Linked DNA regions of Homo sapiens: region 1 is linked to region 2. A link is a contact called in ENCODE Hi-C or POLR2A ChIA-PET data. All regions are on one chromosome and are shown on one strand. The core of a region is the stretch at or near the end of the contact, and the rest is flanking DNA. Distances in the headings are between cores, read along the strand shown. Region 1 has its middle 17 kb from the start of TBPL2. Region 2 overlaps ATG14 (autophagy related 14).

Region 1 (6,186 bases), core at 837-3,336, 85 kb before region 2:
CTGGTTGAAAGCAGGCTGGCAGGAAAAGATGCTGTGGCCAGAAAGGGAAAGCTTGAACTGGTGATTCCGGGCATGTTGGGTGATGGTAGACCCCAAAATGGCCATGGGTTTGGAAGGCTCATGTGAAATGGAGGCTGGGCGTGGAGGTTCATGCCTGTAATCCAAGCACTTTGGGAAGATGAGGCAGGAGGTTCGTTTGAGTCCAAGAAGTTCCAGACCAGCCTCGGCAACATAACGAGGCCCTGTCTCTACTAAAAAATAAAATGTTAGCCAGGTGTAGTGGTACATGCCTATAGTCCCAGCTGCTTGGGAGACCAAGGTGGGAGGATAGCTTGAGCCCAGGAGGTCAAGGCTGCAGTAAGCTGTGATTGCATCACTGCCTCCAAGCCTGGGCAACAGACCCAGGTCCCATCTCAAAAAAAAAAAAAAAAAAAAGAAACAAAAAACTAAAATAAAAAGAAATAAAAATGAAGTGAGATGGAGATCCCCACCACACACAGATTAAAATCTGAGCCAGCAGTTCCCAAAGTGTTTTCTACAGAACATTGCTTGACAAAGGGCTTATGCACTAATGACACATTATTAAAGTTCTGATATATCTTGAATCAAAGAATCCTATTTACTGTGTTTAACCAAATATTCCCTGAACCTTTGAATTACTAAATTTTTTTTGGTTCAATATTTATCAGCAGTCTTCTAAACTAATGTTCTTCCAAACACACTTTAGCAACTTTCTGCTTTGCATGTAACCTGCTGAAACTCTAACATTAATGGAATGAAGTGAATAATTATCACAGCAAGTGATCATTTTTTAATATCTGGGTTTTTTTTTTTTTTGGTTTGTTTTTGTTTTGTTTGAGACAGAGTCTTGCTCTTTCACCCAGGCTGGAGTGCAGTGGTGCAATCTTGGTTCACTGCAACCTCCGCCTCCCGAGTTCAAGCGATTCTCCTGTCTCAGCCCAGTAGCTGGGATTACAGGCATGTGTTACCACACCCAGCTAATTTTTTTTGTATTTTTAGTAGGGATGGGGTTTCACCATGTTGGTCAGGCTGGTCTCGAACTCCTGACATCAAGTGATCTGCCCGCCTAGGCCTCCCAGAGTGCTGGGATTGCAGGCATGAGCCACTGCACCTACCCTTTAATATCTGCCTTAATGTATTTTGATATGAAAATATGATTTGCCTAGCAAAAGCATGTAAAAAAGTACAACATATGTTTCATTAGGATAATAATGTTAGGTTTACCATAATTTGCTATGAAGATAAATAACAACAGTGTTGTATTAGATCATTAGAGTTGGGATTTAACCATGATTATCTTAGTCCTTCATTAATACAACTATTTTGACCATTAAGTAGCCTTCTCTTAAAACTAGTTACATTCCTGCTACAGAAAAGGCATTAAATAATAAAGGTTCTGATGTCAATCCCATCAAATATGTATTTCTATTCTTTAAGCCTCATAAGAATTCTACCACATATAGTAAGAAGAGTAAAGAAGAGCCATTAAAATTAATATAAAAGGTCTCCATTTTCTTTCACTTCATTTCTCGGACATTTAAGATCAATAACAAAAATTAGGTACCTGATGTAAACTGTTTTAATGCTGTTGCTGCCCCTCTCTGAGGAAGAATTAATACTTCCTCTCCGCATTGACATTTTGCTTAGCCAATGAAATGTGAGTGGAATTGACTTGGCTCACTTAAAAGCAGAAGCTTTAAAGAGCCAGCTTATTGTTCGCCCATGTCCTCTCTCCCTCTGCTACGAGAGCAGCAATATTCCAGGTAGAGGCTGCTCCGTCAGCCTGAGTCCCTGAATGAAGGGGATATGGAGCAGAACTTCAGGTGATCCTGAAAGGACACGTGTTATGAGCAAGAAATCAACCTTTATTCATGTTAGCTACCAAGATTTGGGTGTCATTTTTTACCATTGCATGACTCAGCCTATTCTGACTAATACAGAAATCACATTGTCCACCCTATATTCATTTCCAAACACTAGCAACTGTTAATGAACACAAATAGAAGTCATCACCAGAAGCATAAAATTCCCTCCACAGAATGTCTAGAACAGTGATGGCAAATTGACTTAATCTCTCATATCAGCTCTAATGAACTCATAACGATGGCCTGAGTCAACTCTATAGAGAACGGTTCTGAAACCATGACCTTGCCTGGCAGGAAAGAGTTATCGTATTTATTAGTATGTTTCCAGTAGAAGGAGGGGTAATAAGCTGTCCATCCCTGGCCCATGAGGCACAACCTGTCCTCACTATCATTTCTGTTTTTTTCTGATTTTGTACAGGAGGCATTGTTTTTTAAATATACCCAGAAATAACAGAAACTAGTGCATAAAACATTTAGGCTAATAAATAATTTCATTTAACTGATGAAAGGAAGAGAAAAAAAGTGTTACTATCAGAGCTGACCACAGAATTCCTCCTCAGCAAGAGAACTGTCTTTGTTAGAAACATCTCTAGTGGACTTTTTAGTTATTAAGATGGCCCTCTAGACCAGGCCTGGATGGTTGGCCTGGGGAGGAAAATAGTGAAACTTTTATATCAGAAATGCACAGTGATTTTTGGAGTTGGAGCTGAATGAGCCATGAAGAAGCAGGGAAAATCCCAAGAAGAGGGCCAGAAGGTGTCCCACTGCATGGCAGGAGGCTGTGGGGAAGGCAGGACACAGGATGCGCCCTCAGAGGACAGAAAGGCTGAGGACTTTTGAGAACTGGGATGGTTGAGTATGCAGTTCAAAGTGTTTTACCCTTCTATTCTGTAATCTAACATCCCTAACCATGACCACACATGCGCACACATACAAACACACAATTATGGGTTGAATTGTGTCCGCTGAAAATTCATATGCTAAAGTCCTAACCCGCAGTGCCTGAGAATATGATCTTATTTGGAAATAGGGTCATTGCAGATATAGTTAATTAAGATGAGGTCATAGTGAAGTAGGGTAGACCCCTAATCCAATGTTACTGTGGTTATACAAGGAGGAAATCTGAACACAGACACTCACACGGTGACAGCCATATGAAGACAGGAGTGATGCTGCCACAAGCCAAGAAACTACCAGAAGCTGGAGGGGAGACCTGGAACAGATCCTTCCCTAGCACCTGTTAGAAACAGCATAGCCCTGCAGACACCTTCATCTCAGGTGTCTAGCTTCCAGAACTGTGAGACAATGAGACAAGAAATTTCTATTGTTTAAGCCTCTCAGTTTGTGTTACTTTTTATGGCAGCCCTAGGAAATTAACACATATGCACATGCACAAACATGAATGCACACACACTTATGCACACATATGCACGCACACACACATGCACACACTCATACGCACACACACTCATGCACAGACACATGCACACATGCACACACACTCATGCACACACATGCGTGCACATACACACACCGGTGCCCAAATCTTCATTAAAGCTTGCACCACACGCACAGCCATGACCAGTGGCAGTCTGGAGACTGAGGGGTTTGTATGGGAGTTGAGTAAGTACATAGGCTATGCAAAAGGAACGAGATATGCAGAGGCAGAGCCCAGAGTAGATGCCAGAAAGGCAGTGGAAGCAGAGACTCGTGGCAGAGGGAGCACAGGTTCCTTTCACATGCCCCACTAGCAAGAATTCTCAGAGCTATTGGGCAAGTATTGAGACGGAGCAGGGACCCCTCTTAAGGGCTTGCAGCACCCTCCTCCACCCCCAACCCCAAGCAGGGAAATAAAATCTTGAGTTCCTTCAAGGGAATTTACAGTCACCTAGCTAGCCTTGACAAGTAAATGAGCAATTTGATAAGCAAGACGGTAACAGTAGCTTAAAACAATAGCCAAGGAAGTTAGAGTCACACGAATATTTGGTTCCCAAGAGAAACTAAAGATAACACCTTAGCATATATTCTTGAGTTGTTTTTCAGAATTTGGACCTCCACTAAATGGGTACACTGGTACAGAGACCTCTGATAAGGGGGAACTGAGGACTGAACTCCGACCGCTGTTCTAAACTTCTTTCTGAGGCTCCGGAGGTGCCGGGATTGCAGACGGAGTCTGGTTCACTCAGTGCTCAATGGTGCCCAGGCTGGAGTGCAGTGGCATGATCTCGGCTCGCTACAACCTCCACCTCCCAGCCGCCTGCCTTGGCCTCCCAAAGTGCTGAGATTGCAGCCTCTGCATGGCCGCCACCCCGTCTGGGAAGTGAGGAGCGTCTCTGCCTGGCCGCCCATCGTCTGGGACGTGAGGAGCCCCTCTGCCTGGCTGCCCAGTCTGGAAAGTGAGGAGCATCTCTGCCCGGCCGCCATCCCATCTAGGAAGTGAGGAGCGCCTCTTCCCGGCCGCCATCCCATCTAGGAAGTGAGGAGTGTCTCTGCCCGGCCGCCCATCGTCTGAGATGTGGGGAGCGCCTCTGCCCCGCCGCCCGTCTGGGATGTGAGGAGCGCCTCTACGCGGCCGCGACCCCATCCAGGAGGTGAGGAGCGTCTCTGCCCGGCCGCCCCGTCTGAGAAGTGAGGAGACCCTCCGCCCGGCAGCCGCCCCGTCTGAGAAGTGAGGAGCCCCTCCGCCCGGCAGCCGCCCCGTCTGAGAAGTGAGGAGCCCCTCCGCCCGGCAGCCGCCCCATCTGGGAAGTGAGGAGCGTCTCCGCCCAGCAGCCACCCCGTCCTGGAGGGAGGTGGGGGTCAGCCCCCGCCAGGCCAGCCGCCCCGTCCGGGAGGGAGGTGGGGGGGTCAGCCCCCCGCCCGGCCAGCCGCCCCGTCCGGGAGGTGAGGGGCGCCTCTGCCCGGTCGCCCCTACTGGGAAGTGAGGAGCCCCTCTGCCCGGCCACCACCCCGTCTGGGAGGTTTACCCAACAGCTCATTGAGAACAGGCCATGATGACAATGGCGGTTTTGTGGAATAGAAAGGGGGGAAAGGTGGGGAAAAGATTGAGAAATCGGATGGTTGCCGTGTCTGTGTAGAAAGAGGTAGACATGGGAGACTTTTCATTTTGTTCTGTACTAAGAAAAATTCTTATCCTGTTGATCTGTGACCTTACCCCCAACCCTGTGCTCTCTGAAACATGTGCTGAGTCCACTCAGGGTTAAATGGATTAAGGGCGGTGCAAGATGTGCTTTGTTAAACAGATGCTTGAAGGCAGCATGCTCGTTAAGAGTCATTACCACTCCCTAATCTCAAGTACCCAGGGACGCAAACACTGCGGAAGGCCGCAGGGTCCTCTGCCTAGGAAAACCAGAGACCTTTGTTCACTTGTTTATCTGCTGACCTTCCCTCCACTATTGTCCTATGACCCTGCCAAATCCCCCTCTGCGAGAAACACCCAAGAATGATCAATAAAAATAAATAAATTAATTAATTAAAAAAAAAAAGAAGTTAAAAAAAAAAAAAGATAAATTTCTTTCTGAGGGGCCTGGAGGAGATCACACCCAAGAGCCAAAACTAACATTATTTTCTGCCGATCCCAAATGTTTAGACAAAGCTCCACCTCCTTAACCAATCACAAATCAGCAAATCTTTGACTCCACCTACGACCTGTGGGTGCCTGCTTCAAGATGTCTCACCTTTTATACAGGTCAAACCAATGTATATCCTGCAAGTTTTTTGTTTTTGTTTTTGAGATGGAGTCTCACTCTCACCCAAGCTGGAGTACAGTGTTGCAATCTTGGCTCACTGCAACCTCCGCCTCCCAGGTTCAAGCAATTCTCCTGCCTCAGCTTCCCAAATAGCTGGGATTACAGATGCATGCCACCATGCCCGGCTGATTTTGTATTTTTAGTGGAGACGGGGTTTCAACACATTGGCCAGGCTGGTCTCGAACTCCTGGCCTCAAGTGATCCGCCCTTCTCGGCCTCCCAAAGTACTGGGATTACAGGCATGAGCCACTGTGCCCGGCCAGCCTTCCTGTATTGGTTTATGATTTTGCCTGTAAGCTCTGCCTTCCTGCCTTTAAAAATCCTTACCTGTAAGCTCTTGGGGAGTTTGGGTCTTCAGCCTGAGCTGCCTGATTCTCCTTGCTTGGTGCCAGGCAATAAATGCCTCACTTTCTCTCGCTGCAATCCCGATGTCAGTGTTTGGATTTTTGTGCCAGGCAAGTAGACCTAGTTGTTTGATAACAGTATTCGGGGTACCTACTGCATAATGTCAAGTGGGTGTCTCTGGTTCAGGCAGTGAGTAGTGTAAGTAA
Region 2 (6,255 bases), core at 1,648-4,147:
GCCTGTGCTGGGTGTTTGCCCTTTTTTCCTTGCTCTTAGCAGTCTGTCCATACATTTCTGCAGAGATGTGATATGGTTATATATTTACACTTTTGAAAGAGAACTCAAGAAAAGACAAATGGCGGGAAAGTTCTTTTGGGTTTCCCTTCCGCATCATCCATCTACTGAAACCCAAGGCATTAGGGGAGGCCTCGTCCACTAACACGTGTGCCTGGCTTCCCCCATGCAGCAGTTAACTTTCAGTGATAATCTGCTTTTAACCATTGTCTTATGCTTCCTCCCCCTCCCCACCTCAGATAGTTAACATTTCCAGGACATAGACTCCTTTATAAAAAGCTGTGAACTCGCCAGGAAACTGCACATATACTTACAATGTTGTGCCATTTTACAGGGAGTTCATGCCTCTCACCCCTGATCCCATTCATTGGTTCATGAGCCATGGAAACGTGAACATTAGAAATCCATCCCAGTTTTGATGGTTGGTTTCTGTGAGTTTACTCACCATCCTCTCTGTACCTTACCTGTAAAGGGCTCAAATTAGGAAATTTATCCTTACTAATAAGAGCTAATATTTATTGGGCCACTATTTATTGACACAAGGCCAACCACTTTACTTGCCTTGGATATTATTCCTACTTTATAGACAGGAGAAACTGACGCTTAGTATGGTCAAGTAACTCATGGCCATGGTCACAGAGCCAGTACAAGTGGTGGAGCCAGGGTCTCAGTGCACACCTGGCTGACTCCACAGTAGTAGACACTCATGCAGTTAACCAGTATTTATTATTTCATCACATTAACAGATTAAAGAAGAAAAAACATAAGATCGACCTGATAGATGCCAAAGAGAATTAAATAAAATGCAGTTCCCATTAATAATTAGGGGGGAAAATTACTAGCAAGTTAAAAGTAGATTATTACTAGTGGATATCTATCATAAACCTACAAGGAAAGTTATACTTCATGGCACGTTACTTACATAGATACTGATGTAATTTATGCAATAGATTACATAGGAACAATCAAGGATGCCTACTATCAGTGCTGTGTTAACAGCTCTGAAGGCCTTGCCAAGGCAAAGCATTTTTAAAAAGAAGTGAAGTGTATTTATATTGGAAAGAAAGAAACTAAGTTGGGAGTATTGTAGATGGTATAATTATTGAACTGGATATCCAAGAGAACTAAGAAACTGTTTGAAATGATAGTTCAAACCAGGCATGGTGGCTCACGCCTATAATGCCAGCTACTTGGGAGGCTGAAGTGGGAGGATCACTTGAGCCCAGGAGTTCAAGACCAGCCTGGGCAACATAGTGAGACTCCATGTCTACAAAAAGTAAAAAAAAAAAAAAAAAAAAAAAAAAATTTAGCCCGGCGTGGTAATGCATGCCTGTAGTCCCAGCTGCTGTGGAGGCTGAGGTGGGAGGGTCGCCTGAGTTGAGGAGCTCCAGGCTGTGGAAGTTTGTGCCACTGCACTCCAACCTGGATGACAGAATGAAGCCCTGTCTCTTCACAAAGAAAAAGATAAACATACAAAAAACAGTTGCTGTCTTGTGTGCCAACAACAACCAGTTTGGAAATTTAATGGAAAAAGTATTCCTTTTACTGTAGCAGCAAAAACTATAAATTCCATAGCAGTGATCTTAATAAAATATATGTAAAATGATTATAAAAATTATGAAGCTTATTTTTATTCCACATGTATTATTTGAATGGCTCTACACACCGTATGAGGAGTGGAGCTGAAAGAAAGCCACAGGCAGGGAAAACCCTTATGATTTTCCAGGATGAGAAGGCTCAGTGTTGCAAAAGGGCTACTTCTCAAAAGGAAGACTGATCGTATTTCATGGAGCTTTGACAAGCTGATTCTAAAGTTCAACTAGAAGTATAGTCTGCAAGGAAGTTTTGAAAACAATAATGAGGGATGGGGTTGGTCCATTTAAAACATAGCATAAAGGTAATTAAAACAGAGTGCTGTTAGCATGCAAATAGGTGGAGTGATTAGAGGAAGAAAATAGTCCCGAAACAGACTCTTGTATATGTGGAAATATAATCTTATGATAGAGGAGGCGTTGAATCAGATAATGGTTCAATAGCGTTGGGCCAGTTGGGTATTCATATGGGGGAAAAGTTGAGTTCATACCACATTCTATATACAAAAATAAAATCCAGATGATATAAAAAACCTTATTTAAAAAAATACAGCTATAAAATAAGCAAAAGGACAGTGTTTTATAATGATAGGGTGGTGAGGGAATTCCCAAGTAAGCCACAAAACCCAAAAACCATAAAGGAAAGGAGTTAGACATCTTCCTGTGTCAGAACTCTGAGTGTGTCTAGTGAAAGCTGCCATAAACAAAGTTAAAAGACATGTCATAGATAGGTTCCACAACCTCTATAACAGACAACAGATTAAAATCTAGACAACTGAAATCTTTCAAATCAGTACAGGAAAGACCAACAACCTATTAGAAAAATAGACAAAAGATTAAAACATGCGGCTCACACAAGAAATGTAAGTAGTCAGATCACTTGAGCTCAGGAGTTGGAGGCTGCAGTGAACTGTGATCACTTTTGTGAATAGCCACTGTACTTCAGTCTGGGCAACACAGTGAGACCCCCATCTCTTTAAAAAAAAACATTAAAATAATAAAAAACTTAAAATGCAATTCAAAACAAGTTTCCATTTGCAACCATCAGTTTGACAAAAATAGGAAGGCTCGATGAATCCAGCGTTGCTGGTAGTTGAGGGAAAAAAGCACTCATACTGGAGGTGAATTTTTGTAGCGGGTCTGAAGTTTTCTGTAGGCTTACTCTTGAGTCAGGTTTTCCATTGAGAATTGCACACACAATTAGGCTGTGAGTCACATCTAAGTTTATGGCCAGAGGACAGGAAGTAGAACTTCAGGAGTCCCCTTTTCACACCTGCTTCATCAGAATCAAAGTGTAGAGAAGATTGTTCATGGAACCTGGGTGGGATTTCCTGTTTCTGTTCAGACCGGCACAACTGAGGATTCTATTCTGAAAAGATAAACTTTTTTTTTTTTTTTTGAAACAAATTTAAACTTACAGAAAAATTACAAAAAAATAAAAATAGGACCAGGCATGGTGGCTCACACCTGTAATCCCAGCACTTTGGGAGGCTGAGGTGGGCGGATCACTTGAGTTCAGGAGTTTGAGACCAGCCCGGCCAACATGGGAAACTGCATCTCTACTAAAAGTACTGAAATTATCTGGGCGTGGTGGCGGGTGCCTGTAACCCCAGCTACTTGGGAGGCTGAGGCAGGAGAATCGCTTGAACCCAGGAGGCGGAGTTTGCAGTGAGCTGAGATCGTGCTGCTACACTCTGGCCTGGGAAACGGAGTGAGACTGCATCTCAAAATAAAAAAATAAGTAATAAAAATAGTACAGTCATATACACCCTTACCCAGATTGACCTATTAATATTTTGCCCATTGCTTATCCTTTGTGCAGTTTCTGTGTCCATCAATGCACACACTCCCACATATTTGAAATAGGATATATTATAAAAGTGACTTTTACAAAGCTAGAAAGATCCTTTTGTTGCCTTAATTGGTAGAATACCTCCCTGCAGCACCATGAGAAAATGAGTATTCCTGGTTCAGGGTCTTGAATAAAAAGATATCCATTATTCAGCTAAACTAAAAATTAGGAAACAATTTTATAATCTTAATTCCCCAAAGACATTAAGCAAAATAGGATGAATTATTTTGCTAGTTGGTTGTGTGTGCTGTGTCTCTAGCTTGGGGTCTGGCAGGCAGGTGATGTATCTCTAATCTAGAAGTGGGAGAGGCACTGGGTGGAGAAACATCGCAGGGGCCTCTCCTCCTGCTCTGTGGCTTCTCAGAAATGTAGGTTGATCATTGGAACCAAAATTGTTCCATACTGGCCCCTTGAGGAGTCTTCCATTCAGTCGCTTTTCATTGTACTTAGCTGAGCGCCTGCTCCGTGCCAGGTGGGTTTCTCCACGCAGAGAACCGGAGTCCACCGGGAACTTGGACATTTCCTCCTCTCTGTCCCTTCTGCCTGTCTCCTGGGAAAACTAAGACCCCAGGATTGGAGAAGGCAGCATCAAAGAAGAAAACAGGCTGAGCCTTGGAGGGAGGGAGGAAAGAAGGAAGGAGCTGTGGTAAAAAGGAAGGAAGGAAGGAAGGGAGCAGGGAGGAGCGAAGGAAGGAGCAAGCTGTGGAAAAAGCTGACTGGGGAAGAAAGGAAGGGAGGGAGGGAAGGAGGAAGGGAAGGAGTGAGGAAGAAAGGATGGAAAGAAGGGAGGGAGGGAGAAAGGGAAAGAAGGAAGGGAGGAGTGAGCTGTGGTAAAAAGCTGACTGGGACCTTTGGGGGATCCTGGGGAAGATGAGAGACTTAGCCTGGCAGTCAGTTCTGAGGTCCCCTAGACTGCACAGCTGAACAGAACAGAATCAGAGCATCTTTGGTTTAGTAAAGGAGGGAGCCCAGGGAAGGAATTTAAATTGTGAACTTTTTTAGTGGGTGCGTGCCAGGAGGAGAGAGGCAGCTCTCCAGCAAGAGGAGGCAGATGGGAAAGTGGTGGTGATATGGTGAGGACCTGGGCCAGGGTGACAAATTGAGAATGGAAAGGGGGCTTATTTAATGATAACAGGTAGCCCTGGTGACCCCAGACAGAGTGGGAGGTGGGAGGGGAGGAGTCCCAGCCAGCTAAAGTTTTGAGACTGGTTCAGATATGTGAGATGAGCCTGAGGGTTTAGTAACCAGAGGATATTTGGGAGTGGCGCTAGGAGAGGAATCGGAAAAGATGGCTCTAGAGTAGAACTGTTTGCCAAGGAAAAGAAAAAGGGGAGAAAAGAAATGAAGTGCAAGGAGAAACTTGAGAAGAGGGTGCTCAGAGCTAAAAACTGCAGTGGCCATTAGTTTGCTGGCAGAGAAATTCAAGGGGCAGTAGAAAGTCCTACTCCTTTCACCCTTGCAAAATACTGACTTCTGGGCAGGGTGGGGCCTAGTAAACTTGAGAGCACCCCTAGTCTGAGGGGCTCTTTGTTTTTTTGTTTGTTTTTTGAGACAGAGTCTCGCTCTGTCGCCCAGGCTAGAGTGCACTGGCGCCATCTCGGCTCACTGCAAGCTCCGCCTCTGGGGTTCACACCGTTCTCCTGCCTCAGCCTCCTGAGTAGCCGGGACTACAGGTGCCCGCCATCACACCCAGCTAATTTTTTGTATTTTTAGTAGAGACAGGGTTTCACTGTGTTAGCCAATGGTCTCGATCTCCTGACCTCGTGATCTGCCCGCCGCAGCCTCCCAAAGTGCTGGGATTACAGGTGTGAGCCACCGCGCCCGGCCTGAGGGGCTCTTGGAAAATGTAAATTGCTCACTGGAGACCAAGTGGGAAACCCCATGGCGTATCTTCCAATTTAATAAAGCCCTAAAAACAGTCCCTGGAGCATAAATGTTAGCTATTATTATTGCTTAATCCATCTGGGAAGCACAGGTGTCTGGGAGGAATGAGGGCTGCTTGCTTCTGTAAAAAGTGAGTCAACGGTGCAGACCTGGTGAGGTGCGTTGGAAGCCAGTGCTAGCCATTCATCATTGTGAAGGCTGTGGAGAATTTGGGACCATAGGCTGAAATGGCAAGCTATACGATTCTAGGCTCTCATTTCTGCCTGCTATTTATTTCGACCTCTCCTATTTTCCCCAAAGTCGTTATCAGTGAAACCCTTAAATGAACCAAGGCATCGTGTGCTTATCTTGGGGGCAGCAGCAGGGAGAGAGCGGCACCTTGGTCCCACCCTGTAGCTGGTTGCAGGGCAGTTCCCTGGAAGGCAGTGGGTGGGGGTGGCTGCCTACAGGGAGGACATGCAGCCTGGCTGCCCTGGAGCAGGAGCTGAGGGGCATTTGAAAGGGAGGGGAAAAAGAAGCAGAAAGGCGGCCGGGCGTGGTGGCTCACAACTGTAATCTCAGCGTTTTGAGAGGCAGGGGTGGGTGGATCACTTGAGGTCAGGAGTTCAAGACCAGCCTGGCCAACGTGGTGAAACCCCGTCTCTACTAAAAATACAAAAATTAGCCGGGCATGGTGGCAGGTGCCTGTAATCCCAGCTACTCAGGAGGTTGAGGCAGGAGAATCGCTTGCACCTGGGCGGTGGAGGTTGCAGGAGCCAAGATGGCGCCACTGCACTCCAGCCTGGGCAACAGAACGAGACTCTGTCTAAATAAAAAAAAAAAGAAATGCAGAAAGGCTTCTGAGGTTTGCTGACTCGGTTCCCTGTGCTG

What was found. Hi-C counts contacts between places; a loop is a spot of excess contacts on that map. ChIA-PET counts read pairs that join two places held with the same protein, here RNA polymerase II (POLR2A). Pooled maps may share reads with other maps.
Region 1: a loop to region 2 is called in a pooled map, with 3 times the contacts of the local background. The contact joins two enhancer-like sites. A Hi-C loop is called at or near these places in 5 of 50 pooled maps. POLR2A ChIA-PET finds 5 or more read pairs at or near these places in 3 of 52 experiments (activated T-cell, activated naive CD4-positive, alpha-beta T cell and activated naive CD8-positive, alpha-beta T cell).

The regions. Positions count from the first base shown.
Region 1 is chr14:55,454,876-55,461,061 of GRCh38, reverse strand. No RefSeq gene overlaps it. Among named protein-coding and RNA genes, the nearest start is that of TBPL2, 17 kb to the right of the region's middle. Within about 2 kb of position 2,086, at least 4 of the 41 ENCODE cell types and tissues checked have a DNase peak (open chromatin) inside an H3K27ac peak, as active enhancers do.
Region 2 is chr14:55,370,598-55,376,852 of GRCh38, reverse strand. The region is part of intron 9 of ATG14 (autophagy related 14); the gene reads left to right. It also overlaps a transcript of FBXO34 not described here. Among named protein-coding and RNA genes, the nearest start is that of ATG14, 38 kb to the left of the region's middle. Within about 2 kb of position 2,897, at least 6 of the 41 ENCODE cell types and tissues checked have a DNase peak (open chromatin) inside an H3K27ac peak, as active enhancers do.